3 separate regions of the Mus musculus genome follow, and all the other regions are linked to region 1. A link is a loop called in an ENCODE intact Hi-C map of the cell type or tissue named here. Cell type or tissue: gastrocnemius. All regions are shown on one strand. Links, peaks and the distances in the headings refer to the core of each region. The heading gives the core; the rest is flanking DNA. Region 1 overlaps Spats2 (spermatogenesis associated, serine-rich 2). Region 2 holds the start of C1ql4 (complement component 1, q subcomponent-like 4). Region 3 holds the start of Prph (peripherin).

Evidence for each region. Hi-C counts contacts between places; a loop is a spot of excess contacts. Peaks named below come from ENCODE experiments on the same cell type or tissue, not always from the same donor. Only the 100,000 strongest peaks of a DNase experiment are listed, where the experiment ranks them.
Region 2: a loop joins it to region 1, with 1.9 times the contacts of the local background. A loop is called at or near these places in 11 of 42 quality-filtered maps.
Region 3: a loop joins it to region 1, with 2.2 times the contacts of the local background. A loop is called at or near these places in 12 of 42 quality-filtered maps.

The regions. Positions count from the first base shown.
Region 1 is chr15:99,201,211-99,211,021 of GRCm38, reverse strand. Spats2 (spermatogenesis associated, serine-rich 2) reads right to left here. Exons shown (of 13, transcript NM_139140.1): 10 at 5,315-5,424; 11 at 2,087-2,189; 12 at 1-140. Among named protein-coding and RNA genes, the nearest start is that of Kcnh3, 18 kb to the left of the region's middle. In gastrocnemius, for the core only: no CTCF peak of the experiment used is centred there; no DNase peak of the experiment used is centred there.
Region 2 is chr15:99,084,288-99,094,098 of GRCm38, reverse strand. It overlaps C1ql4 (complement component 1, q subcomponent-like 4), which reads left to right and starts at 6,371. Exons shown (of 2, transcript NM_001024702.1): 1 at 6,371-6,907; 2 at 9,166-9,345. The coding sequence starts at 6,371. The coding sequence ends at 9,345. In gastrocnemius, for the core only: CTCF peaks have their summits at 5,619 and 6,682 (motif pointing left); DNase peaks (open chromatin) are centred at 5,620 and 6,590; H3K4me3 peaks cover 576 bases.
Region 3 is chr15:99,051,330-99,061,140 of GRCm38, reverse strand. Prph (peripherin) reads right to left here and starts at 5,967. Exons shown (of 8, transcript NM_013639.2): 1 at 5,378-5,967; 2 at 4,977-5,037; 3 at 4,705-4,800; 4 at 3,983-4,372; 5 at 3,663-3,883; 6 at 3,524-3,573; 7 at 3,246-3,325; 8 at 2,163-2,539. The coding sequence starts at 5,934. The coding sequence ends at 2,471. It overlaps Gm41399 (a long non-coding RNA gene), which reads right to left. Exons shown (of 3, transcript XR_875655.2): 3 at 9,306-9,811. In gastrocnemius, for the core only: a CTCF peak has its summit at 4,576 (motif pointing right); DNase peaks (open chromatin) are centred at 4,597 and 5,462; H3K4me3 peaks cover 888 bases.

The sequences.
Region 1 (9,811 bases), core at 4,539-7,038:
CTTGTTAGCACCTGGGAGGCTGGGAACAGAGGCATCAGGGGAGGAAGAAGCAGCAGAGCCATCACTTGGGCCACTCAAGGACACAGGTGCCACCAAGCTGCATCGAGAGCGGGTTGAGTAGCTGTTCTTTGGATGTGACACTGAAACAGAAACATGTGGACTATGTTGTGATCCTGTGATGTTTCACGATGAGCAATTAAGGAAAAGAACTATTTGCGGGATGTCCCGGTGTGTAAAGGCTGCACAAGCCTGGCCATGGGCTGTAAGGTCCAGAACCCGTGTGCAGTGGGGACAGAATCTGCTTCACCAAGTTCTCAAACCCCACTGCTTTGTAAAACATTCTTAGAAAGAGGAGTACAGATTATACCATACCCCCCCACACACTAACACTGACACTGACAGGGTCTCAGCAGACCCTTTTCCTAAACTCCTGGTTGTAGACTAAACCCTGGGAATGACAGGAAGGGCCCTATGTTCCAAGGAACAGTCCCGAAGGACAGACTTTGCAAAGCAAAAACAATGTAAACAATCAAATCTCTGCTGAATCCTTTTTAAATGCAGTGATGTAAGGGTACAAGAGTCAGACCAGGTAAGTAGAACTAGAACTTGTGCAGCCTGGTAGTGACGTAAGGTGACAATAGTTATATAAATAGAACTACATACAAATATGTTTATATGGTTATATAAATAGTACTTGTCTTTGCAGCAACCATGTCTTTCCAAGTTTCTTTCTGCTAAAATAGCCCCAAATTCAATAAACCAATATAACCAAAAATTCTTATTATTTTCAATTCAAAATGTTGTCAGATATCAATGGTTTAAAGCCTTCCTCGGATGTCCTCTTGGCTTGAAGCCTGGTCTGTGATGGGTTAACAGTCACCACTCTGAGGCCACCATTTCACTCTTTTGTGTTATGGTACAGCAGAGCAAGCAGCACTTACAGCCCCAGGGTCAACACTGAGAAGGAGAGGGGAGCTCGTTCAGAGCCTGATCTATTGTTAATGTCTGACTACAAACTCTCACTCAGAGGCCCTCTATGTTCTCCCCCTTAAAAGAAAGGTTTTATTTTGTGTGTATAAGTGTTTAGCCTGAATATAGACATGCACTATGTACCTGGTCCCCGTGAAGGTCAAAAGAAGACGCTGAATCTCTTGGAGCAGGAGTTAAGGATGGTAGTACTCTACCATGCAGGTGCTCGGAAGCAAACCTAGGTCCTGTATAAGAGCAGCGCTTATGAAGTGCTCTTAATCGCCGAGTCATCTCTTGAGCCCCATGATTTATTTTTATATGTGTATATGTCTCTGTGTGTGCAAGTGCCCACAGAGGCCAGAAGAGGGATGCCTGGGGCTGGAGTGATGGTGACTCATAGCTACCCAACATGGGCCCTGGGAACTGAACTCTGGTCCTTTGGGAGATCAGCAAGTCCTTTCAACTCCCAAGCTGCCTCCAGCCCAGCTCTTTCCCACTCACGGTGTCACCACTTAAGGGTCTCTTATGTGCCTAGTGAGACAAGAACTGTTGTGTCTGCTTGAAGGAATGAAAAAGGTCCAGGCTTCAATGCTGAAGCAGGTTTGCCCTGTTGCCTCGGGTGCCTGCCCCTCACACTGTTGTATCTCACACCTCAACTCAGCAGAACAGAATGGAAAAGAGTGCTCTGCTGGGGGCTGGGGACCTGGAAGATGGAGGCAAGAGAAGTGGGAGTTTAAGACCAGCCTTGGCCGGGTGTGGTGGCCCACACCTTAAACCAAAAGAAAGACCAGCCTTGGAGACTTAGCCAGGGCTACACAGAGAAACCCTGTCTTGAAAAGCCTAAATAAATAAATAACAAAAGAAAGACCAGCCTTGGAGACTTAGCAAGTTTGTAGCCAGCAGTCTAGACTCCAAAAGAACAAAAACTATCTCATACTTCAGGACTGGCAAATACTAGTCTTTACAGTCAAAGGGATTCCTATGTAGCCCATTGAGTTTTCACAAACCCAAGACAAGAGGCACCTAGGTGTGTGCAGTGGACAGGCCAGTCAGCACGTGTGCCTTCACCACAAGAGGACAGTCTCCTCAGCATCTAAGGTCTGGATCTCTCTCTCACCTTGTCCGAAAGAATCGATACTCTGTTTCAGAGTCTCCACATCACAGGTGAAGCGGGCTACCCTTCCAAGGTCTTCATCATATTTCCGCTCACTGACAAAGTGCTGGAGAAAAGAGAGAAAAGGTCCCAAGTGAGACAAGCACTGCACACAGAATTAAAACCACATCTAGAGATGGGAAAAGAAGTCTCTCTAACTTTCTCATTGTTACTGCTTTAAAGTTTGTTAGATGGCCATTCCATTACCGATACTGAGTAATCAGACAAATACACTCATTTTCTCAAGGGTCCGAAGACAAGCTTCATAGTTTGATGAAATGTTATAAATGGTCAACAACTAATGGTTATGACCTATAGGAATGGGGAGGGAGGGAGAGAGGGACGGGAGGGGAGGGGAGGGGAGGGGAGGGGAGGGAGGGAGGGAGGGAGGGAGGGAGGGAGGGAGGAAAATTTAGAGTAAAGAACCATCTCCCTACTGGAGCACTCTCCACATGGGACCACTTTACACAGAAGCAGAGGCAGCCTGTGCTCATGGCTCCCACAATGACCCCGTTAGGTAGATGGTTTGTTGTCCTTCAGGAGAAACCTCCTAAGAAAAGCCATATTGTCTCCTTATAAAATAGGACTTCAGAGTCTTTGAAATAGGAGCAATTTCTTGAGATGAAAAACCATTCACGTGGAAAGGCAAGGCTGCAAACGAGACATCTGTGCTGCAAGCGATTTAATCCTTTTAAAAGCAGACTGTGCTGACCAGCCCACTGGGCCAAAAGCTCACCATACTATGGAAAGTATGCGACAAGATCATGTCAGGAATGAGGCACCTGTAGGGACCTATGAGACAAACAGTGTCTCGGTGTCCGGCATCTTCCCTCTACCCACCCACACTGCACAGGAGGAGGCGAAACACCAAGTTCAGAGGTCAGAGAAAGTGGGCACCAGCTGAACTCCTTCCTGGAGCACACCTCCTCACTGGGAAGTCGATGCCCGCTTCAAACACATCCGAATTCTTGGAACGTATCCAGAAATACCAATAGGGAAAGGAGAGAAAAATTACCATTGAGATCTGACATCCTAAAAATTCTGAGCACACTGCAGCTTAGGAGAGCACACAAACTCCTTGTAATGGCGCTTTCAGATACAGAATATCTGCCTCATATTAATTCTGAAACAAATTCTAGGGTTTGTTGAGCCAAAGACATAATAGAAATGACAGAAGTACAATGATCTGGAAATAAGACGCTTAAATTGCACAGCACCCACTTCAGTGTGTTAAAACGTGGAAAGAAACAGATTAGAGTCTTAGTCAGCCCGCACGAGTATTTCTAGAAACCTTTTAGCCTCGTAGGAAGAGAACAGATGACGCCCAGGGGAGCCAGAACTCTCACCTAATTACGAAGGGGTTTCTGGTGTCTCCCAAGCAGCTGAATGAGACTGAGTGGCACCAGTGTGAGGGGGATACCATCCAGTGTCGCAATGGACTGTCGGGGAGCAGGAACGTCACTGACACTTTACACCTGCCGGCTCTCACACACCAATCAGTTCTCAGGGGAGGAGGGCGGGTCTGTGTGAACCCGGACCCGGGAGGGCCTAGCTTACCTTACCCCATGCCTGTCCCAGGCCTGCACGGGAAGCATTCCCCTCAAACATGGGAGCAAAGCCCATGTTTGGAAACAGCGGCGGTGAAAGGCTGAGGAATAGAAAGCCCCCTCTCCTGGCCCCGAAAGCTTCCTGTTTATAAATGACTTAGAGCACACTCTCCACGGGAACCGACAACAATCCAGCGTCTGGGGCTCACACACTTATTCTCAGAAATACCTTTTTTTTTTTTTTTTTTTTTTTTTTTAAGCAATTCATGTACTTTCCTTTATGTGTAACAAGTAATTGCTTGAGTCTATGTATGTAAACTTCATGTGTGGCTGGTGCCCTAGGGGGCCTTGGACAGAAGAGGGTGTTAGAGGCCCTGGAACTGAAGCCATAGATAGTTGTGAGCCACCGTGTGAGTGCTGAGAATTGAAGCCGGCTCCTCGGCAAAGCAGCAAGCGTTCTTAACCACAGAGCCTTACACACGTCTCCCTCCCCGCCCAACACACTCCCCCCCAAAGTTTATTTATTTTTATTTTATGTATATGAGGGTTCTGACTGCATGCATGTACATGTAGACTATGAGGCCAGAAGAAAGCATCAGTTACTCTGAAATTGGAATTACAGATGGTTGTTAACTGCCACGTGGGTACTGGAAAAGCAATCAGTGCTCTCAACCTGTGAGCCAGCTCTCCAGGGCTCCAAATATTATAATTTATAAAAGTTAAAAGATACCAGGCAAGCATGGTGCTCACATTCGTAATCCTTACACTCAGGAGGCGCAGGCAAGAGTGTCTGAAAGTTGAGGCTCGTTTGGGCTACACAGTGAGAAAGGCCTTAGACAAACAATAAAGGTATGAATGCTAAACTTCAGACGTGTTTATGAGGAGATTAAAATACAGTAAAGATCTTAAATTGTTAACATTTCTCTATAAAACAAGATTTGAGCAAACTGTTAAAAGCATGTGTTCTAAGCTAGTGTGCCACGGACTACTTAGTACTGATCACAGTCTAGTGAGCCAGACAGATTTGCCACCTAAAACTCTAACTTGCCATGAAAGCCCAATACAGAGGACATGACAGGAGTCGGGAAGAGGGGAGCCCAACACTGGCTCGGGGCAGATGGGAAACAAGCGTAGAGTTCTTTAAATGGGAGGGCCAGCAAGTGTCTGCAAATGGCTCGTTAACATGACTAGAGGAAGAACACAAAAGGAGCCTGGGGTGGCACAAGGGCGAGCCCAGCAGTCAGTGTAAGGATTACAGTGTTCATCCTAAAGTGTGAGCAGGTTTGAAGAAGGGACGATCAGGACAACTGGAAAGACTCAACCAAGCCTACCACAGAAGGCTAAGCAGCAGGTGACGGTGCTGAAGATCTTTATGGTGGAATGGAAACGAAAACAAGATTCAACAGCAAGTTCAAGGATGGGCAGAGTTTCCTGACAGACTTAATTCGAGAAACGCAGACATTTCCTAAGATTTCCTACCAGAACAACTGGATAGATGACAGAACCATTTAAAAGAAAAGTCTGGTAAGGGGTCAAGCTCAGAAGGGCAGCCCATGGGTTTAGGATGTTAGGTGAAGCCATGACTCCTGGAGATTTGCTGTGCTGGCTGGTCCAGAGAGTCAATGAAAGAAGAAGGGAGTTTCACCTTGATATCAGCCCTGAGTTCAACCAACTGCTCCTCTGACATGCGAACGGCCACATCTGTCATCTTCTTTAGAAGCTCCGCTTTCTTCTGCCGGCTGAGCAAGATTTCCACTGTGGAAGAAAAAGGAGTGTCACGTTTATGCTGCAGTTAGAGGTGCAGTGAGTACCTGCCTCAGAGTGTGTCCCGACAGTCAAGGGCCTAGCTGCCTGCCCACTCACGCAGAAACTGAAGATACCAGAGGCTCAGCTTCCAGCTGAGGGGTCTCTGAAGGTAGTTAAAAGACAAACACGTATGAATTACAGGACTTATAAAATCATCTCCCATTTCTCTCTCCTCTTCCTAACACCCCCCAGTCTGTTCTCAAGAAGTATACATATGAAGACAGAAATATGTATAACATTTGACACAAATTTCACCAAGAACAAACAGATACAAAATTAAAAGCAAAAGCATACCCCCCCACCCCCATCCCCCACTTCTGACTTTGTTGTCTCTGGTCAGAGAACCACTAACAACTTCCATTGCATAGTCCAAACACTGTCTCTTTATGTAGAGCACAGACCTCTCCCTCCCTCAAACCGAGTCTATAAGACACACCATCTTCTCTTTACCAGAGCCACTGTTAACCTGCTGTTCATGTCTCATTCGGCCGTCCACTCTACACACACACCCAATTAGTACATCAACTGATGATAGATATTCAAGCTCTTATACTCTTCTTTTTAAAAAAGCACCTGTTTCTACAGATATGGTAAAGAACAGATTAAAAAAATAAAAAATAAAAAAGTCCTCCCTAGGAAGCCAAGCTGGGAGCTGTCAGACAAATAAGCCGAGACACTTCACCACCAGCCTAGGAACTGATACCCAGCAAGGCTGTCCTGAGACAGCCTCTCACCCTGAAGCCCAAGCCTGTCTGAACGCTGCGCACAGGGCGGCATGTGATCTTCTGCCCAGCCCAGCCTTCCACACACTGGAATTACACACTTAAGCCATGATGCCCAGCTCTGTCCTGCAAGAGTTGGTCACTGTTTTCTCTTTCATTCTTTCTTTTGTTTCTTTTTCATTTTGGTTTTTCAAGACAGGGTTTCTCTGTGTAGTCCTGGCTGTCCTGGAACTCACTCCGTAGACCAGGCTGACCTCGAACTCACAGAGCTCTGCCTGCCTCTGCCTCTGCCTCCTGAGTGCTGGGGTTAAGGTGTGCACCACCACCGCTACCACCTGGTGGCAAGAATTCTTACTCTAATTCTCTTTTTCTGTGGATGTAACCTAGAGGAAGGGGACATGGTCTCTTCCTTTAGTTTATGGACCCAAGCCCCAACACGCCATCTCTGGCCTGATGAGAGCTCTAGTTATTCAGAGGATGTGGCCTTTCAGACAAAGGGACCAACCATTATGCTTTGAAGAGGTGGCCACTGACAAGAAATTGAGGTGTATCTATTCAATTTATTTAATAAATAACCTTTAGCTTTTTACCTTATTTTATACACATAAACACATGGGTGTTTTTTGCCTGCATGCATGTGTGTGTACCGTGTCTGGGCTCTCAGAGGCCAGAAGGGGGTATTGGAACTGGAATTAACAGATGGCTGTGAGCCACCATGTGGATGCTGGAAACTGGAGCCAGGTCCTCTGCAAGAACAGTACTCTTAACCACTGACCCATCTCTCTAGCCCCCTTTAAAGGGATCTATTTATTTTATAATAAAGAGGGTCACTGGGCAGCTGAAGCAGAGGACTGTGACAAAGCCTATTAAAAAGAGTAAGGCCCTTCTCCTCTTCTTCCTGTCAGAAGCCCCAGGTTAAGCCAGGTCTGAGCACTCATGCCTGTGACCTGAACATCTGGACAGCTGAGGCAGGACTGTGATGGCAAGGCTAGCCTGGGCCATATACTGAGTTCTAGGCTGGTCTCAGCAATACAGCAAGTCCCTGCCTTGAGAAATCAACCCAAAATGCACGAAATCAAAATAAAAATGTTGAGTACCAATGTTCCTGGGTCCACACCTAGTTTGGGCTTTGCTCCAGATGACATGGTGTGTGCCCTAGCTCAGCTTCAACACTGATGTGAGCGAGCAGAGGGTGGGCCCAACAGGAAGCTCTAGCTTACAGTGGTCGAGTCATGTGATGCTCACCCTTCCCTTACTGAATCCTTAGGAGTTATCTTTCGACCAGAGCACGCTGTAAAGGTGGCTAGAAAGGAGAGAGGAACCTGGGTCCCAATGTTACCCCTCTGACATTCTAATAAATATATAGTGATGCCCTGCTAATTATATATTAGTTATCTCTGGGCTTCTTCACAAGAGAACAGGAAATGCATTTACCTAGGTCACTCTATTGTGTGCAGTCAATTCCTAACTGACATATACAGAACTTTACACCCAGGGTCATGAGACAGCTAGCAATGCCGTGCTTGCTTTGTAAGACCATCTGAGCTAAAACCTCAGAAGCTAAGAAAGCCAGGTGCAGTGCACACATGGAGGCCAGATAGCCTCAAATGTGGGTTCTGGAGACTGGGCTCAAGCCCTGTGCCTCTTACTGACTGAGCTATCTCTGAAGATCAACACTCGCACTCGTCTTTCATTCCTTCTGTCTTTTTTTTTTTTTTTTTTTTTTTTTTTTTTTTGGTTTTTCGAGACAGGGTTTCTCAGTGCAGTCCTGGCTGTCCTGAAACTCACCCTGTAGACCAGGCTGGCCTCGAACTCAGAAATCCACCTGCCTCTGCCTCCCAAGTGCTGGGATTAAAGGCATGCATCACCACTGCCCGGCTTCTGTCTTCTATAGTACACTGTAGCTGTCTTCAGACACTCCAGAAGATGGAGTCAGATCTCGTTACGGATGGTTGTGAGCCACCATGTGGTTGCTGGGATTTGAACTCCGGACCTTCGGAAGAGCAGTTGGGTGCTCTTACCCACTAAGTCATCTCACCAGCCCTTCTTTCTGTCTTTTTTTTTTTTTTTTAATTTTTTTTTTATTACGTATTTTCCTCAATTACATTTCCAATGCTATCCCAAAAGTCCCCAATACCCTCCCCTCAACTTCCCTACTCACCCATTCCCATTTTTTTGGCCCTGACGTTCCCCTGGGGCATATAAAGTTTGTGTGTCCAATGGGCCTCTCTTTCCAGAGATGGCCGACTAGGCCATCTTTTGATACATATGCAGCTAGAGTCAAGAGCTCCGGGGTACTGGTTAGTTCATAATGTTGTTCCACCTACAGGGTTGCAGTTCCCTTTAGCTCCTTGGGTTCTTTCTCTAGCTCCTCCATTGGGAGCCCTGTGATCCATCCATTAGCTGACTGTGAGCATCCACTTCTGTGTTTGCTAGGCCCTGCTTTCTGTCTTTTAAAAAAGATTTGTTTCCACGTGTGTGAGTGCTTGCCCACATGTATCTATGTTGGCCATATGTATGCCCTGTGCCTGTGGAGAGCAGAGGAGGTCACGGCACCCCTGGCACTGAAGGTGTGGCATCTGTGAGCCGTCACGTGGGCACTGGAAGCTGAACCTCAGTTTTGGTGAAGATTGAGAGTTCCTAAGTGCTGAGCCAGCTCTCTAGCCTAACACTGATTTTCTTAACAGCTATAAAAGACCTACTTACGGGTTTACTCCCACCTGTCAATCACACCAACCTCAGTTCCTCTCAGCCTCCAGCATTCTGGGATTTCAAGTGCAAAATTACAGATTTCAAGATTGAGAAAATATGTTTTAAGGATTTAAAATTTTTTAAATTTAATTTTATATGTGAGTGTTTTGCCTGCATGTACACCTATGCACCGGCACGGAGACACACAGTAGGACCTACAGAGCTCAGAAGGGGTGCTGGATCTCCTGAAACTGGAGTTACAGGGGGTGGTGAGGCATCATGGCGTGGGTGCTGGGAACTGAACCCTGATTCTCTGGAAGAGCAACTAGTGCTCTTAACCACTGAGTTCCCTCTTCAGCTCTCAATAATGACTTCATACACATCACATGACTCAGAAAACCAACTAGGGCTGTGTGGTTAATAAATGGCTTTGTGATTACAAGCACTGGCTCAAGCAGAGGATCCAGGCTCGAGTACCATCACTCACATGGCAGCTCACAACTGCCCAGAGAGCCCACGCTCTCTTCTGGCCTCTCTGGGCACATGGGACACATGTGATGCTGCACAGACACACATGTACACAAAACACCCCCATACATAAAATGAAATAGTCAATTTTGGTTGACTGTGGGTCCCAGCACTTGGTAAGCAATACAGGTGGATCCTCTGTGAGTTCGAGGCCAGCCTTGTCTACAAAGAGAGTTCTAGGCCAGCCAGGACCCACAGTGAGATCCTGTCTCAAACAAACAAACAAACTAGAAACCAAACACATTTTTTTTGAGAAAAAAAGAAAACAAAAAGATATGATACTGGACAAGTCACATTTTCTCCAAAAGTTTCTTCACATGTCAAATAAAAAATAAAACAAGAAGATGACGTAAGGGTCTCTTGGCAAACCTAGAGGCCTTGTTTTGGCTAGACTG
Region 2 (9,811 bases), core at 4,438-6,937, 120 kb after region 1:
GAGACCCAGGAATTTGATCTGCCTCCCTCGGGCAACTACTAAGTCTCTACTCCTCCTCCCACTACCCCGCCCCAGGAAGGCCTCAGGGCGCGGGTATCAAGTTCTCCTTAGAGATTGCCCAAATTCCTTCCTCTTCCTCCGAAAGCCTCGGAGGGTTGCTCTCCGCTCTCCCGCAGGAGCCGCACCTGCAGGAGTCTGCTTCGCCCAGACCTGGGGCGCCTAGGTTGCAGTCCCAGCCCCGCCCTCTCCCAGGTCCGGGAGCTCCCCGGCGGCGGGCTGAGTGACGGGCAGCGGGTGATTATGCGGGAGGGGGAGCGGGGTGCGCCGCGGGCGGCAGCGCTGACCCTTCACATTTCCGATCCGCCGGGACCCTCATCCATCCGAAGCTGCTCTTTGTCTGGCCGCCTAATTGCTGGCGGACAGGATGGATGGCGGGACCGACAGCCGCGGAATCCCTAATAAAGGCCGCGGCCGCGGGGGAGGGAGCTCAGGAAGGAGGGGGAGCGAGTGGGAAGGGATGGAAGGAGATGGCAGGAAGCATTGGGCTGCCGCCGCGGGCTCTGAGGCGAGGCTTGCTGAGCTCACTGAAGCCAGGCTTGGCCCAGGGTGTAGGGCAAGAAGTGTGAGGTCGACTATTGTCTAAGGGCGGCATGGGGTTGGCTAAGTCTGCTGCTTGTCAAAGAACTAAGAGTCCCGGACAGAAAGAGGATCTTAGGGCCTACCTCACTTAGCTGAGCCCTGGAGACTTGGAGCTTGGCGCTTCCTCCCGGGCTCTCAGCTCTCAACAACCCACACCCCTCCTTCTGCCCCTCATCCGCCTCCTTTCACCTGTCGGTCTCCTGGCGGGCAGCGAGGGATTCGGCATCCCAGTGGAGAAATGAGGGGTCTGACAGCTGTCTGTGCAGTCAATTGCCACATTTCATTAGCCAGAGGCTGGAGAGGGCCAGAGGTGGTGATGGGGGCAAGGGGTGGGGTTGCCAGCTCAAAAGGGGGTGGAGAGGGTGCAGAAGACTAGAAGAGGAACCTCTTTTGGATAAGTGCAAAGCTGCGGAGAGAAGCCAGCTCTCTCAGGCCTAATAAGCATTTTGGAAGCACTCTCTACTCAACCCTCGCTAGGGAGCGAGGAACCCGCTCCCAGGCCAGAAGAGGGTTTGAACCAAAGGCTGTCCAAGAGCTCTAGGCCAAGGGGTCTGACTAGCTGATGAGTGAAAACCTTGGCTTGGTGTCTGCAAGTGCCCTCTGAGCCTTTGATGCAAACATATAGTCGCCAAAAGGAAGAAAAAGGCGCACTTAAGTGCGGCCACCAGCTTTTTGAAGTCAGAGGGAGTGAGTTTCGGGTTTTTCCTTGGAAGGCAGTTAGCAAACCTTCCCCTGACTTCATCCCTCCTTTTCCTGTACCCCCTCTGATATCTGAACCATTCTTTGTAACTAACTTTGGCCTTCTGTTAACTTTGTAACTAATATTGGCCTTTGGCCAATATTTTAACCTTGGTGGGGGTCAAAGTTGACAGCCAGGGCTCAGGTTGGGAAGTTAAAGCCTGGTGCTGTATATGTTAAGACCACTTCTGTCTTCACATGTAGATTGTTGGGTCCCTATAAACAACTGGCTACCTACCCCTCTTCAGTTTCTCTCTCCTTTGCATCGACGCTAGTATCATTGTCCCTTTCCCAAGCCTAACTAGGAATATCTCCTTACAGGGTGGAAACTGGACAAACGACCTCCCAGTTCTGGACCTCAATTTGCACATCTTTTACAGGCGGGGATAAAAGCCACCTCTCAGGGATGCAAAAGAATACGATGAGGACTTGCGTGGCCAAAGCCTTGATGCAAAATAAGCCTTGATTTAAGATAAGCACTTAATGTTATCTCAAGGGGCTGGAGAGATAGCTCAGCAGTTAAGAGCACTGACTGATCAAGTTCAAATCGCAGCAACCACATGGTGGCTCACAACCATCCATACAGCTACAGTGTACTCATATACATAAAATAAATAAATAAATCTTTTTAAAAAATAATGTTGGGCTGGAGAGATGGATCAGTGGTTAAGAGCACTGACTGCTCTTCCAGAGGTCCTGAGTTCAATTCCCAGCAACCACATGGTGGCTCACAACCATCTGCAATGGGATCCGATGCCCTCTTGAGGTGTGTCTGAAGACAGCTACATTAAATAATTAAATAAATAAATAAATCCTTTTTAAAAAATTTATAAAAAATGTTCTCTCCAGTCCTACGCAATGCCCCGTGTTCAAAGATGGACAAAGTCCTTTCTTTTGTACACATGCATCTAATGCCAGGCAACCCAGCTGCTTCTAGCATGTGTGGCCTCTAAAATGGAACTAAATGGAACTGAAAGCCAGAAGGGGAGGGAGAATATAATTCTCTACTGGTCCTGAAGAGGAGGAAAGGAAGGGGATTTTGATGGAACACCAGCCAGGTGCTCTCTCTCTTCCCCTACTCCCTCCCCAGATGAGGAAACTGAGGATTGCACAGTGATGGAAGCCACACTTTCAGTTTTTCCATCCCTTCTGTTGCCGACCTCTTCACCCCTTCTTTTCCCTAGAGGGCATCTGGGTCAGTGACAATAAGTATGAGAGAAAGAACGAAAAGAAAGAACCTTCAAGGAGCCAGGACCTTTCTGCTAGACTTAATAAAAATTTAACACGAAAACTTCTGCAGAGTAGAAGGCACATAACACATGCAAATCATATGCTAATCACATGCTAATTTAAAGTCTGGCCCTTGGAGCTCTGACACACACCTTGACTATATAGCCTTGGGGGAAATTCTGGGGAAACCCTTGGGTTCCCAGAAGGTAAGGATTCCCCTTAGGATCTTGTTACAGAATTTATGTTCCGTTTGTTTGTTTGTTTGTTTGTTTGTTTGTTTTTAGGGTCAGAGAGAAATTGAGTGTATAACCTGAGATTAGGATCATTGTAAATGCAGAGCCCTTGGTAGAGGTTGGCACAGGATTCAGACTGGAGTTTGGTTAGGAGATTGTGGAAGTCATCCCTCCTCACCTGCTTCCCACCAGTCCTGCACCCTGTTTCTGAGTCTTGCTGTGCCCCTGGATGCCTACTTCCCATTCTTAAACTCACCGCCCACCGGAACCTTCTAGCTTGATCCCCAGAGAGGCTCTAGGTGAACTATTCCTGACCCCTCCCCATTTCCCAGCATTCTCTCACAGATTTTGGCCCCGGGAAGACCTCCTGGATTAGCCCTAACTGGATACCTTGGACAAGTGTGACAGCTGCCGGGGAAGCTATGAGGTCCTGGTGAGCTGGCGGCTTCATTCCAGAGCGTGGGGAAAGAGCAACAGAACATGAATAAATTCATAGAGCTGGCCCCTTGGCTCCCTGTGAGCCAAGCCTGCTCCCCCTACACACACACACACACACACACACACACACACACACACACACACACCAAACACAACTGCTGCCTCCTCCTGCAGCCGGGCTGGTCACCGGTCACGCTGCTCACAGCCTGGAGTGGAGACAGCAGAAGGATGCTCTAGAGAAAACCTGGTATCTGAAAGGGGTTAAGGTGAGGGGGTAAAAAAAAGGGGGGGGGTGTTGGGAACTAGGATGAAGAGCTGGACAGAGAGGCCTTCTGCTGAATGGAGAGAGAAGAATGTGGGAAGAGGGAAGAGGGGTGTCAGGACTTGGGGTGGATGAGGCCTGAGGCTCTGCAGGGGAGACTGGTGTGAACCGGGGCCTTGCTCTCTCTGATCCATCCATCATGCAGCCTGGGGGAGCAGATATGGCATTAGACATGCACAGGGCCGACATGGCCCTCAGCCCCCCGAGGAAGACAAATGGTGACAAAGACCTTGAATAAAATTTGTATTTATGGAGGAGGAGCCCTTCCCCCACTGGCTGCCAATCCAATCCCTTCTCTACCAATCCTTACAGGCAGGTTGGGCCCTCGGCCCATCCCCAGCCCCAGCCCCAGCCCCAGCCCCAGCCCCAGCCCCAGCCCAGCCCCAGCCCAGCCCAGCCCCTTCTTTCTCCAGATTGAGAATGAAGAGATGGGGGAATCCAAGGAAGGTGTGCAGGAAATGAGAGATGAAGAAATCACCTTCGACCCGACAACTATGCCCTGGTGGGCATGCCTTGTGCCCTCCACATTCCACACTCTTGGTTGTCCCTGCTCTCAGAGGCCTCTGCTGCTGCCTCCTGCCAGGCCTCCAAAGATCCTAGATCCTTCAGTGTTCACCCTCGCTCTCCCAGCTTCTGACCCTCTATCCCCTGAGAAGAGGCAGCTACTGGCGTTCCCTGTGCATGCTGCCTGCCCAGAGCCAGTATTCCTTCCTGGTCGCTCTGAAAGCAGGCATAGTCACCTTTACAGGCCATAGTCACCTAATACCTAATCCATATTTGAATCTTGTTACTATGCACAGTCAACCAAACATCCATTATCTGGGGCCTGATTTTTCTAGATTTTTCTCTAGTTAATAAACAGTTGGGGAGGCCAAAAGGAGCCCAGACTGGGGCCGATGAAGACTGGTCTGGGGCAAGACAGAGGCTGTACCAGTCTGGGCAGAGCAAGTGAGATTAGCTTTCTGACTTTCTCACCAGGCTCCATGGGCTTCAGTCCTCAGACAGGATAGCTGGCTTCTGTGGGTCCTGGATTTCAGTACTAAGACAGAGACATACAAACACCCTCTTCAAGCAGCCTCACATGGGTACACAAAGACAGCCCACAATCCACAGTCCTACTCACCCAGGGACAGCAAGGCCAGGATCGTATGGCCCATCCCACCACACACCCAGTATCCAGCACTGTCACAAAACACAGACCCATAGCCTACCGCTCCGCTTGCAGAGCTGCCCCGCCCCCGCGTCTTCTTCACAGTTGATATGTCACATTGGAGTCCGAACACGGACCTGGGTGTCTCTCTGCAGCGCGCCATTTACATTTCTCTCTCGATCTGTCAACCTGTCTGGGCTCCCTTCTCTCTCTCTCTGTCTCTGTCTCTCCCTCTCCCGCTCTGGGGCCGTCTGTCAGTCTCTTTTCGAAGCTTTGTCTCTCTGTCTCTGTTTCTGTCTCTGATTTCTCGGCTGTCCGTTTCCTGCTCATTCCCTAGTTTCTCTCTCTCTCTCTCTCTCTCTCTCTCCTTTCATTTCTCTCTGCTGCTTCTGCTGCTATGTGCTATGAGACACCCCCCCCCCCAAATTCATAGAGGCCAGGGTGGGAATGACAGATTTGCCTTTTCCCAGACTGGTCAACAAGTACCGATTGAGCCCTTTGCCATGTTCTGTATTTGGTTGGGGGCACCGAGGGACGTGTGATGGCGAATTGCTATTTATTTCTGTTTTCTGTTTGTTATATATGAGTCCCCCTTGCCCCTTGTTTAGCTCTGCATTCCCCCTCTGAGGTTTTATACGTATATTGTAGCCTGACCCCTGTTTACCCCATCACTGTGTTTATCTTCCTTTAAGCGCTGAGAATACCAAACTCCAGCTACAGGGTGAAAGTGAGGATACATACGGTGAGGGCTGAGAATCGCTGCAGAGCCCTGGGAGCAGGCAGGGAACCTGGAGGCCCGGGGCTCGGCGGAGAGGTGGGGGGAGATGGCGCGGCCTGCCCCGCCCCCGTGCTTCCCGCTCTGGGCGCCAGGGGTCGCTCCGCCTGCGGCCGCTTATAGTGGCTCCTGCCGCGCAGCGACTCACACCACCCGCACTGCTGCCAGGGAGGAAGGTTAGGGACGCAGAGAGGGAGAGCGCTTGCTGGAGAGGGACGCCTGGCTAGGGCTCTGATGAGGGCTGCGGCCACCGCGGCCGTAGGAGGCAGGTAGTGCTTTCCACGAGCTAGAGTGCAAAATCTCTGACGAGGTCGCGTCCAGAGAGAGCCCCCCACCTCACCTCCCGCGCCAGCTCAGAGCCTGGGACGTCGGGAGAGCGGGGAGAGGTCCCCGGTCTAGCCGGGAGAAATCAGCGAGGGGAGCCCGGGACCAGGCACAGCTGTCCGCAAGAAAGCAACTGTCTGGAGAGGTGGCATCTTAGACCTGTGAGAAACCAGCCGTCCAAGAAGCTGCAGGTTTCAGGCGCCCTGAATCATTAGAACTGCACCCGAGGGTAATATCAGACTGTAGGTTCTGAACCCTCAAGGGCTGTCCTTGGCCCAGCTCACGGGGAGATCGCCACCCTGACAGGCGGTTTGGGGAACAGCACTGCTGTCACAGAAGGAATTCGCCGCGGCAAGGTGGTCCGGCACAGCCGTCGGGAGATCCAGACCGGGGCCCGAGCCCGCGGAGAGCCCCGGGCCCCCGCCACCATTGCGCCCAAAAGTGAGGAGGATTTGCTGGCCCTGGCCGCGTCACGGCTGAGCCGCCGCAAGCGGGTGGCGGGCGCAGCCGTCGGGGTGGCCATGGTGCTGCTGCTGCTGGTAGCCATCCCGCTACTGGTGCACAGCTCTCGCGGACCAACACACTATGAGATGCTAGGTCGCTGTCGCATGGTGTGTGACCCCCACGCATCCCGAGGCCAAGGCCCCGACGGCGCGCCCGCCTCGGTGCCTTCCTTACCTCCAGGTGCCAAGGGAGAGGTGGGGCGGCGAGGGAAGGCAGGCCTGCGGGGGCCACCAGGACCCCCAGGTCCCAGAGGGCCCCCTGGAGAGCCAGGCAGGCCAGGACCCCCAGGTCCTCCTGGCCCAGGCCCTGGAGGGGCAGCGCCCCCTGCCGGCTATGTACCCCGAATTGCCTTCTACGCGGGTCTAAGGCGGCCTCACGAGGGTTATGAAGTGTTGCGCTTTGACGACGTGGTGACCAACGTGGGCAACGCTTACGAGGCAGCCAGCGGCAAGTTCACCTGCCCCATGCCAGGAGTCTATTTCTTCGCTTACCATGTGCTCATGCGAGGCGGTGACGGTACCAGCATGTGGGCCGATCTGATGAAGAACGGACAGGTGAGGTTGCCCCTCTACTTAGCCCCAGATCCTGCTAATGACTTCCTAAAACTCCCCGCGCTCAGCTCACAATCCAGCTTCTCCCCTGAAACACTATCAGGGTATCCAAGACTGGCAAGGTTACCAAACTTCTAATGTCACTCAATTTAGTCAAAGAGGAGGAATTGGGGGGGGGGGCGTCTGGAAAAGAAAATCACCTGACAGGACAGTAGGCTGAGGTCAGAGCTAGAACTCAGGACTCAAAGGCCCCAACCTCCACGCTCCAACCTCCGACTGTAGCCTGCCAAATCAAATGTCCGTGGCACCTTCCCCAGCCCATAGCTTCTTCTTTCTTTCTTCCTTGAGCTGCCCTCTCTATTGGGGTGGTCTTCCCAGTCAGTGGGTTTCCTGGCCCTGGCATGGAACAAGCTATTAGAGAACCTGGTTTCAGGGAATGGAATGGGATCTCTTGTTTTGGGTAGTGGCAGTCTCCCCCCAGGGGAAGTCATTCAGCTTGAATTTTCAAAGAGAAGTGAAAGGGGGTGGAGGGGAGAAAACACTAACTGGCCTCTCTACTAGATCTTATTTGTTTATCCCCAGGACCTGGAGCCAAACCTAGACCAAGCTTTCCTCCCAGTTAATACTGATTGTGTAGGCAGATGTGGACAAGGGTCTCTGGCTCCAGGGGCTATATAAGTGGTGGGGTAAACCAGATTGGATTTGGAAAAGCTAGGAGACAATGGACAGGAAGAAGGGAGGCCTGGTCTTTGGGGCCTAAGCCCACCCTGGGAACCTCTCAGATTCCTCTAGGTGTTGCCCCAGTGGGGAGTCAAAAAGCATTGCCACCTAAGATTTGAGGGGATAGCACCCCCAAAGACCCACATATTTGAACAAGCAAGATGCCATAGGGCTGAGTGGAGAGAGCTGCCTGTACTCTGCAGGATGAAGAAGGTTTGGACTGAACAGTGACCTTTGAATGTTCCATGGGAGGGGTGGGGCCCTGGTGCATCAGGCCTACTGCTCAGGATCCCTTAAGCCTTAAGCCTTGAGCCCTGCTAGATTGCTGAAAAGCTCTCGGACCCCAAGAGGACACCGCCCAGCCCACCTTCTGCTTCAGTTTCGGGGTCTGTTCCTAGCAAGCCTTCCCACCGGAGGGTGAGGAAAGGGAGTTGCCAGGCTATGCAAGTCTTTATGGGGTTGATAGTGTTTGCAAGGGAGTGAGTGTCCACAGGATCCAAGTGTCTCTGTGACCGTGGAATGCCAGAGTGTGAGCAGAGCTTGGTGTCTTCCTTCTCGTGGCATCAAGTAGGTAGACTCAGTCTGTGCCAGGAATCAGGGTGGAGTGTGGCGGTTTTAGAGGGGGTGGTGCGGTGCAAGCTCCCATTCTGTATTCCATGGAGCCAACACTGCGGGCCTGGGAATGGTAAATAATGATTAGAATAATGATGAATAATTAATGATTTAATAACCAGTCCCGATGGGATGGAAACTGGGGGAAGGGGCTGGTGGTGTGACTGCTGCAGACCAGAGATCAGAGACCAAAGGCAGTCCCTCACATGGTAGGGGACCAGGTGACACTCCCCAGGGAAGCCCAGGAGGCCAGAGGGAAACAGTTCACTTTCCTACTGGTACAACACAGGTATAGCATAGGTGTAGACACGTTTGCACCTCAGGAAAGCTAATTTAGAAATTCCAAGACAACATAGAATCCTAGAAGTATCCTGAAAGCTTTTCTTTTTTTGGGGGGGGCACAAGAATAGCAATACTATATAACATTTTCTATATACAGAACATGGCTCTGAACTCCACAAGTAATTTACTCATTTAATCTTAACCACCTCGTGAGATAGGTTCCATTATTATTACCCCGTATTGCTCTAGTAGTGGCCCAGAGAAGACAAGTGTGTGCCCAAGACATGCCAGAGAAGCTCTGTGAACTCCTAGCCCAGTGGCTCTTCCTAATGCTGAAACTCTTTTAATACAGTTCTTCATTTTGTAGTGGTCCCCAATCATGAAATTATTTCGTTGCTATTGCATAACTATAATTTTGCTAGTTATGAATCATAATGTAAATATCTGATATGAAGGATATCTGATATATAACTCCCAAAAGGGTCAGTTGAGACCTACAGTTGAGAACCGCTCCCCCAGAACCTAAGCCATCCTTGCTCCAGCAGCCAACCAACTCAACCCCTTTGGTCACTTCAGCTCTGCACAGGGCACAAGAATCAATGGGTCTGGTTTTTTTTTTTTTTTTTTTTTTTCTCTTCCCTCACTAGGTCCGGGCCAGCGCCATTGCTCAGGATGCGGATCAGAACTACGACTATGCCAGCAACAGCGTCATTCTGCACCTAGACGTGGGTGACGAGGTCTTCATCAAGCTGGACGGTGGGAAGGTGCACGGCGGGAACACCAATAAGTACAGCACCTTCTCAGGATTCATCATCTACCCGGACTGAGCCCAGCACCTTACTCTCATGTTCGTTCGCCCGCCCCCTCGACCCCTCGCTCTAATCCGCACCCACCTCCTGCTAGCCCTGCCCAAGGCCCCATCCTTCAGAGCCCGCAGTCTCTCCCGCTCCCCAGGCCACCTAGGCGGGGGCGATTGGATTCTTGGGGCTCAAGGGTTTTAAGTGGCTGGGGGAGTCAAGAGTTGGGAAGGCCAAGATGAAGACAGCCGCTTAGGGAGGGACTACCTTGGGATCCAATGAAACCGGCCAGAGAGAGAGAGAGAGAGAGGAAATTCGAGCGTGGCCCTCCCTTCTGCCTGGAACTGGGGGAAGCTTCACTAACGGAGATCAAAGTCTCACCTCTCACCGGGGTAAAAAGGGGCCGTCCTAACAGCTTGGGAGGGAAAGGGCAGAAGAGAAGGAACCTGTCTAGGTGAGAGGGGGACTCTGGCACAGGTTAGATACAGACCTCAGC
Region 3 (9,811 bases), core at 3,248-5,747, 150 kb after region 1:
CCCTCTGTCCCCGAGGTTACACAAGCAGTATGGGTCTCTGCCCTATCAAGCTGCCTGCAGATTGTACAACCAGGGCTCTGGCATGAACTGTCATCCATGAGGGGTAGACTTTTGGTGACCCAGCTGCCTTTGAGCTGTCCCTACTCCCATAAGTGACCCCCCCATTCATGCTCCTGTAAGTAACGCCAGCAAGCTCATTGGCTCACCACACTGAACCTTGGTGATATTGTCAGCTTGCTCAGTTATCAGCTCCATGGCTGGGATGAGTAGACATTTATCACATCTCCCAACTATATAGTGAGCTCAAAGGCAATCTGGCTTCTCAATACCGTGTCTAGAAAACAATAGCAAAACTAAACCAAACCAAACCAACCAACCAACAAACAAAAACGGGTAAGATGGACTCTAACTGAGAGAGGTTCCAATATTTCTTTGGGGTGGGGGCTCAGAAAGAAGAACATGGCTACAGCTCTACAGGGAGCTCTACTTGAACATGTTAACTTGAACCAACCTAACAAGAGGCCAAACCTACTTCATCTTGAGACCGGACTCTATCTTAAGAGAAAAATGCCTGAGAACTTGACCTGCAACTGAACTCAAGCTGCACTACCAGGAAGGACCCCATGGCTTGTCCTCAGCTTATACTCCAGAGCTACTTCCTAGCAACAGACAAAGATTAGTCTGGGGGCTGGAGAGATGGCTCAGCAGTTAAGAACACTGCTCTTCTGTAATGAGATCTGACTCCCTCTTCTGGTGTGTCTGAAGACAGCTACAGTGTACTTACATATAATAAATAAATAAATCTTTAAAAAAAAGATTAATCTGAATGTTTCAGGTGTACTTTCAGACCATTTGTGATTGTTCATGGTCTTGCCGACCCACCTGTCGGCTGACAATAGTCATCCAATTAGATGCTTGCCAGGCTGGACACCCCCCCCCCACTTTGCTCCCATTTCCTATAAAGCCCTGTCCCAGTGAGGGTTGGAGGCTGCTTCACCAGACTGTCCTGTGGGTCAGTGGTGAGTAAGCACAAACTTGAGTTTGTAATAAAGAGATTCTAATGTGACTACATCAGAGTCAGCTCCTGGTTGGTTTTGGGGGGGCTCTCAAATGAGATACAACAATAAGGGAAGGTGTATGGACAGTCAGCACATCCAGGGGGGAAAAAAACCCAGAAGTTGAGAGGGAGACGCCATAGTGGTGCGTGCCTGTAATTCTAGTACTGAGGAGACTGAGGTAGGAAAATCATTCCAAGCTTGAGGCTCTTCTGGGCTACAGAGTAAATTCCACATTGGCTCAAAAGTATAGCAAGCTCTTAGCTCAAAAAATGCCAGTAAAGTAATCCCAGCCCTCGGGAGGCAGAGGCAGGGAAATCGCTAAGTTCAAGGCCAGCCTGGTCTACAGAATGAGTTCCAGGACAGCCAGGGCTATACAGAAGAATGTTCGGTCTTAGCTGGGGTTTCTATTGCTATAATGAAAACACCATGATCAAAAAGCAAGGTGTGTTGGGGGGAATTTTATCAGTTTTTATTTCCACCTTGCTGTTCTTCCTCAAAGGAAGTCAGGACAGGAGCTCAAACAGGGCAGGAACCTGGAGGCAGGAGCTGATGCAGAGGCCACAGAAGGATGCTACCTACTGGCTTGCTCTTCATTGCTTGCTCAGCCTGCTTTCTCATAGAACCCCGGACCTCCAGTTCAGGGATAGCACCACCCACAATGGGCTGGGCCCTCCCACGTCAATCACTGATTGAGAAAATGTCTTACAGCAGGACTGAGACTCATGGGTCCAGATCTTCACATCTCTGCCTCCCAGTGCTGGGATTAAAGGTGCGTGCTACCACCACCCAGCGACTGCGTCTATCCTATTGGGCTTTGTAATTTAATGTGTGTGTGTGTGTAGGCACCCCTGTGCCATGGTGCTCAAATGGAGGAGGTTATAGACATGGTCGCACATATCTGTAATCTCAACACTTGAGGCACTGAGGCAAGATTGAAAGTTAGTTTAGTTCAAGGCTAGCCTGAGCTACACCCAAAGATCCTTTTTTTTTTTTTTAAGTTGAAAAGGAACAGAGAAGTTTGAGAAAACCCAACAGGGTCCACTGGAGTCGTGAGTGCCAAGAAAATGAGAGTCAGAAAAGAAAGTACCTCAGACCAACACAGTAAGGAGTTTCTCTCAGTAGCAGTTTTATTTGACTCAGAGTGAGTCCCACACTCTGGCCCACCCCACAGACCATGGGGTCATTCTTGAGTAGATTTGCTGTCCTGGGTATCTTTATCCACCTCTTACAAGGACAAGAAAGCTATGGGTCACACCTATGCATCGGGAAGAGGCCCAGCCTCTGGATCAGGCTGGCGCTTGCTTGGCAGGCAGGGGCTGTGGCATGCAGAGCAGGACTGGATACAGACTGGTGCTGGGGAGGGCCAAGCTTAGGAATAGGCTGAGATCAGGGTCAGAGCTCTGGCTGAGGCCTCAGTAGCTGTGGATAGAAGACTTGTCCAGGTCACTGTGCTGTTCCTTCTGGGACTCTGTCACCACCTTCTGGGGGCAAACCATACCAGGGGACAATCAGCACCACCCTCCCGAAAATCATCCTGTGTCCTGCCTGTCACAGCTTGCCAAGACTACAGTTTATACACTCTTCTGTTGTTGTTTTGTTTTGTTTTTTCTTAATGATTTATTTATTTTTACTTTATGTACATTGGTGATTGGACTGCACTTTATGTCTAAGTGAAGGTGTCAGATCACCTGCAGCAGGCGTTAAACACAGTTGTGAGTGCTTGGAATTGAACCCAGGTCCTCTGGAAGAGCAGCCAGTGCCCTTAATCCCCAAACCATCTATCCAGCATCCTTGTTTTGTTTTTCTGAGACAGGGTTTTTCTGTTGTAGCCTTGGCTATCCTGGAACTCACCCTGTAGACCAGGCTAGTCTCAAACTCAGAGATCCGCCTGTCTCTGCTCCTCACGTGCTGGGACTAAAGGTGTGTACCACCACTACCTGGCTATCCACTCATCTGTCTGGTGTTCCTCTCTGGCTCAGCAGGTAGAGGAACTTGTCACACAAACCTTACTGAGTTTGACCCCTAAACTCACAGCAAAGGAAAAGAACTGACTCCTGACAATGGCACAGGTACACCCTTCTATCTGGTGAACTTCTCAAGAAAAAAATGTACCCTCAATACCCAAGCCAGATTGGGGCTCAGAAACACTAGAAATGGTGGAGTTCTGGATCAAGCGGTTTGTCTTACCTCCCCATCCCGGGTCTCAATTGTCCTGATCAGAACCATCTTCTTGCTGTGGCTATCCTGGAGAGGCTCCATCTCAGGCACTGGAGAAGGCAGGAGAGAGAGGACACGGCAAGGGTTGGAAGTCTATCCTTTCAGGCTCCCACGCCAACCTTCTGAAGGACAGGAGCCTCAGTATATGGGAAGGAAGCAATCTCGGAAGAGCATATTCAAAACAATCAGAACAATCGGGGCAGGAGGTAAAGGAGATGCAGGCTGGAAGCCAGGCAAGGAGGACTCACCAGTCGTCTTTAAACTTAGAGAGGCAAAGGAATGAACCGGCACTGAGATCCTGAGGACAAAGCACACAGCCTGGTCATTCCCTTCGCCAGGTCCCAGTCCCTACCATCCCTGACCTGTCCCAGTAGCCTCGCCACTCACCGGCTCTCCTCCCCTTCCAGTAGCTTCCTGTAGGTGGCTATCTCGATGTCCAGGGCCATCTTGACGTTAAGGAGCTCCTGGTACTCTCGCAGGTGCCTCGCCATCTCTTCCTTCAGCTGTCGAAGCTCTTCCTCCAGCCGTGCTGCGCCTGCTTGGTACCCTCCAGCCTCCAGGGCGAACTGCTCTTCCAGCTCCCGCAGCTGTCTGAGCAGCGCCTCATTCTGGGGAAGGGGAAGAAGATGCGGGCAGTCGGAAGGGTTTTCAGCATCCATCCACTGCCGCCCCCCCCCCCCGCCCCCAGACAGCCTCACAGTGCTCACCGTGCCTCGCAGCCCATCCACCTCGCACATCAGACTCTGGATCTGACGTCGAGACTCGTTCATCTCTTGCTTGGCCTGGCGTAGGGCCTCATGGTTGCGGTTGGCGGCGTCCGACAGGTCAGCATACTGCGCGGTAGCAGACAAGCCCGGCTGGGATGCGCACCGCCATTCCCAGTGCCTCCCCACCCTTGGTCCCCCAGGGTTCCCCCAATGCTCTCGCACTTTCGACTTATACCACTCCTCTGCCTCCTGCAGATTCTTTGCCGCGATGTTCTCGTACTGTGCACGGATGTCCCTCAGCGCCGCCGTCAGCTCTGGCTTCACTGTTGCCTCTACCTCCACCTGCTGCACCTGCTGGCTCTCTACGCTCACCTGCAGGTCTCGAAGTTCCTACGGGACAGGAAAGGCGGGGGTTGTGAATAGAACATTAATTAATTAATTAATTAATTAATTAATTAATTAATTAAAAAGCTCCCCTTTTTCTTGAACAGAAGGGGGTGCTAGGGAGTGCACCCCCTCTGAATTCTGAGACCTGAGCCCAAGTTGCCCTTAAGCCAGTTGTCAGGTTCAGGGTGTAGTTACCCCTATCGCCAACAGGTGGCGCATGGGTGGGAGTCAAAAACACCTGTAAAGGGTGGGGTTGTCATCACAACGCATCCCTGTTGTCTGCGCAGCTTCAGCGAGGTCTCTCCCAAGCCTTCCCAGACACCCCGACCACCCACCTCTTCGTGTAGCTTCTTGAGGAACTCAATTTCATCCATCAGAGACTCAATCTTGCGCTCCAGTTCTAGGCGGGACAGAGTGGCGTCGTCCACGTCCTTCGCGAACGGGAATAGGGGATCAATAGGAGGGCTCCTCAGGCCAGGGAAGGGCCAGGTCTTCCCTGTCTGTCTCGGAAGCACGGAGTGGCCTCCCTTAACCCACCGATGCCACCCTGGAGACGCAGCTGGGGGTGCAGCTGGGGTGTTGGGACTCGACGTGACCCCTCACTCACCTTACGGAAGAGCACCAGGTTGTGCTCCGCATCCTCCCGCTTGCGGGTTTCTTCTTCTAACCTGACAGGCAGAGTGGGAAGATGCTGAACTGCGGGGTGACCTCCCAGACCTCGTGCCACATCCAGCACCCCGCCCCCATCTGCTTATGCAGCTGTCCTGGATCTAAAAGGAGGGATTCAGTCTGCCCGTCTAACGGACTAGGAACAGAGAAGGGAGTCCCCTTAATGTCTGGTCACTTCCGCTAGGCTCTCGGAGCAAAGTGCAGGGAGGGGGCTGGCTTGGATGCTGCAGGCTCGCCCTGGGGTTGGCCAGCCCGGCCACGCCCTAGGGCTGTTGGATCTGGAGGGGAAGGCAGGGGGAGCGAAGGGAGCGTCTGGCAGGCCCGGTCCTGCCCTCTGACCTCTGCTTGAGCGCCGCTAGGTCCTCCGCCAGCCCGTCCCGCTCCACCTGCACCCGGTCGCGCTCCCGGCCCAGCAGCTCCAGTTCGCGCCGCAGCTCGCGCAGCTCCTGCTGGCAAAGCTGGTCGGCGCGCGCCGGCTCCTGGCCCCGCGCCTGGCTCAGCTCCCCGCGCAGGGCTGCGTTCTGCTGCTCCAAGAAGCGCACCTTCTCGATGAAGTTGGCGAAGCGGTCGTTGAGCTCCTGTAACTCTTGCTTCTCGTTGCTCCGAGTGGCCAGGAACTCTTGGTTGAGGGCCTCGGCCATGGAGAAATCGAGGCGCTCCGAGGGCAAGCGCAGTGCCCCCGCTCGAGGGGCACGGAAGCTGCCCAGCCGCGCCGAGGAGCTCGGGGACCCCGAGCCCAGCAGGCGGCTGCTGGAGAAGCGAGAGCTGGACGAGTAGGAGAAAGCCCCGGGGGACAGTGAGGGCGGCGGCCCAAAGGTCCGGCGGTACGAGGTGGAGCTGATGCTGGACCGCAGGCCCGACGAGTGATGATGGCTCATGCTGGCGGAAGATGGCATTCAGCGCTTGGCAGAACTAGGCCGGGTGGCAAGGAGCTGCAGACCGATGCGGGGCGGCTTTATAGCCCTGCGGTCTCCGGGGAGGGGGGGTGGGGGGCCACGACAGCTCCTCCCACTGGCCTGACTTCAGCCTTGGGCTGTGTGGGGAGGGGGATGCCCCACCCTGCAGAGAGAGGACACCACCCCTTCCCTCTCCTGGTTGCTGGCACCCTGCCTGCTTGATTCCCCCTTGTTGCTGGCTGAGATCCGGGATGTGATGGAGGTGGGCTAAGGTCTACCTTAGAGCATGCATCCAACGCTGGAGCCTAGAATGGGAGGACATGGCTTGACCTGGGGTGCCCTCTCAGAAGAGGGGGTAAAAATTAGGGAATATGAGGACCTGAGGAAAAGGGCAAGTTTTGAGCAATGAGAAGTGGGGTAGGTGGAGGGAGAGCTAACCTGGCCTAAGCCAGGGAATTCGTGCCTCCTCCTGTCTCCTGAAACTGGGGTTCTCCTTTCACCTGTTGTCAACTGCCCCCCATCATTGGCCACAACCGAGGGCTGAGGCAGAGGGAGCTGGGGAAGAGCTTATCTCTGCCTACTCCCCAGGGCACGGTAAAGGGCTGGTGATTGGCGCCAGCTCTGCAGCTAATGGACTGACCAGCTCTCCCACCCCCACCCCCGCCCTTGGACCAGCAGAAGTTGCATGGTGATGTTTCCATCTTAAAGACACAGCCCCCAAACTCGGACGTAACACCCACCCCAACAAGAGTGGGCACCTCACAGGGTGCTGAGGATGTCGGGGTTCCAAGGGTCTGTGCCATGAAAGGGCCTGTGAGGTGCCCACTCTTGTTGGGGCTGAGTGGGCCTGTGGTACACTTTCAGCCTTTACTGGATTGGTGCCCCCTCCACACCATCTGCTGGGCAGTCACGGGCCTTACGGGAACCAGAGGAATTCCTGAAGTAGGAAGGGGAGGGGGGTGGGGGATAGCAGCTGCCAGGGCTGAAAGACATATAGACTAGTAGGCACCAGTCTCCAGTGCAGAGGAGATGCAGGTACCCAGACATGGTGCAGATAAAGGGAGATGAGATGGGAGAGATACCCAGCCACTACAGCCTGTTAGAGAGAGAAGTCCTCCGACAGGTCCACAGATAACTTGCCCAATACTCACTGAGCCAGCTTTGTAGAGGCTACAAATATGCATGTGTGCACAGACATGACAGGAATACACAGCTACACCCCTTAACAGCGCCCCCACACCCCAGTTAGCAGAAAGGCTGGTGTCTGACCTTTGTGTGACACACTACTTCCAGAATGCAGCACAGGCAGTCCCAGGAGTGGACAGAGGCCGTCTGGATTCTCTGCAGGAGAAAGGATGCTGAAGCCCTTTGGGTTTGCTGAGAGCCATGTGTCTGCTACCACTGGGGACCCTGGGACTCTCAAACAGGATGAGTCTACCTCAGTTGGGTCCTGAGAAAGAGACGGGTGTAAGAGAAGAAGGCTTGGGGTTCTAGGCTGGATGCCTGACTGGGATAAGGAGGATGGCTCCCTGCAGACTGCAGAGCAGAGAACTCCCCCACCTTCCGTGTGTCCTCCGAGATGGGTCAGAGCCAACGCCCAGTGCTGGCTTGCATCCCTAGGCTTCCGTTCCTCTCCAGGCCCCGCCTTCCTTCCAGGCTATTAGTCTCTCCCAGCTCGGCTGCCAGGTCCTGCTCTTTGATGGATCTAGTTTGGTTGCTAGGGGGATGAGAAAAGGGGGGTTGGGGAAGGGAGAACAAGGCGAATAAACCAGAGCCTGCCACACCCCAGTTGTTGCAGTGGAGAGAGGTACCTTTCGTCAGACCTGGGCTGGGGTGGGGGGCTGGTGGGTCAGAGGTGAGTATGTAGAAGAAGCCTTGGCGCCTTGGCGCTTTCAGGGCTCTGAACAATTGCTGCCTTTGGTCTGGAGCTGCACCCAGGCCAGTTCTTAGAGCAAATGATGATCCCAGAGGGCTGGAGCCCAGTCCCCAAGAGCCTGAGCCTCTTCGCACAGGGAGCTGGTGGCAGAGCTGAGCCTCTGAAGACAGCTGAAGTAGAGGCTGGGCAGAACAGGGGAGGTTCTGGCACTAGGGCGTTGCAGATGAAGTTTCTGTCCTCCTCTGCCCCTTTTGCTTAAGCCCCTAGCTCACTCCCAGGAGGTCTTAGAAGAGAGGGGACCAGAAAACTTCATAGGAGGGCTCTGCTCCTGTGGCCTGAGGAAGGCCAGCCTGTGGGGGGACACAGCAAGGCAAAGCAGAGAAGGTTTCACTCCTAGTGGTGAGGAGCCAGGCTGGGGAGCTCTTGGAGGAGAAAGACAGAGGAGAAAAAGCCACAGGTAAGATTGCCATAACTGCCACCCTTTCCCAAAGGACCCGTGCCCTAGAGAACGACCCTCATTGTTGGCCTCTGTTTCCTGTCAGCAAAGCATCAGAGGGCTAAATATCGGAGGGCTCTTAACCTTCCAGAGGCTGTAATCCTTTAACACAGTCCCTCCTGCCGTGGTGACCCCCCCCAACCTTAAACTCATCTCAATGCTACTTCAGAAATGTAATTTTACTACTGTTGTGAACGGCCATGTAAGTATCTGATATGCGCTTCCTGTGGGGATTGTGGCGCACAGGCTGAGAAATCACTGTGTTAAATGAATACATATATGTACATGCTTAACACATACATGGTAAAGGCTGAAAAAGTAACAGGTTTTATTGATGGGTTTTGTTTTGTTTGGTGGTGGTGGTGTCTCTCAAGCTGTCGGCCTCTGGGGCAGGGAGAATCTAGGATTTTTTTTTTTTTTTTTTTTTTTTTGGATTGTTCTCACTGGTGGCTTAGAGTAGTGCTGGATGCCAAGTGGAAGGAGCCAAGTACCAGTCAGCTAGTGGCTGGAGGGGAAGGTAAGCCTGTCCTTCCTTAGTGTGCTGGGACTTGGGGGGTGGGGGGGGGCACATGGCTGTTCAACCTAATGAGCAGCATACTTTGGGCTTTTTTGAAAGGTGTCTTAGTCAGGGTTTCTATTTCTGCACAAAACATCATGACCAAGAAGCAAGTTGGGGAGGAAAGGGTTTATTCAGCTTACGCTTTCCACACTGCTGTTCATCACCAAAGGAAGTCAGGACTGGAACTCAAGCAGGTCAGAAAGCAGGAGCTGATGCAGAGGCCTCCGTGGAGGAATGTTACTGGCTTGCTTCCCCTAGCTTGCTTAACTTGCGTTCTTATAGAACCCAGGACCACCAGCCCAGGGTTGGCACCACCACAATGGGTCCTCCCCACTTGATCACTAATTGTGAAAATGTCTTACAGCTGGATATCATGGAGGCATTTCCTCAAGGGAGGCTCCTTTCTCTGTGATAACTCCAGCCTGTGTCAAGTTGACACACAAAACCAGCCAGAACAAAGGGTCTGCCCTATTTTCTTTAACCGTAAACGGGAATGCTAACAACAGCGCCCATATCGTATCATATCATTAGGAGAATCCGATGAGTTATAAAATGCTAGGCACTTAGTGCTTAGCCACTGCTGTTTTCTCTGCTTCTGCTCCTGTGGTTGCCCTGCAGATTTACAGAGAAACAGCTGTGTGCATGCAAGGAACTGTGGGCCACCAGCAACGGAACCAGTCAGTTATGTGCTGGGGACTCGAAACTGCATTCGGAGAGGTTAGTGGCAGGCTACCGGTCTGCAGCTGGACTCTGGCGAGGCCGAGGAAGGGGCAGCACACAGAGGAGAGAGTGTAATACATTGACTGGGATTTGGCTCAGTCTTTTATGGATGGCAAGATTCCCAAGATATTTCTGAGGATGTGGGTAGCTGAGGCTAAGGTGGCGTAAAGGGAATGAATGGTTCTGGAAGCAAGGTCAGGTCACCAGCCTGAATACTTAACAGCTA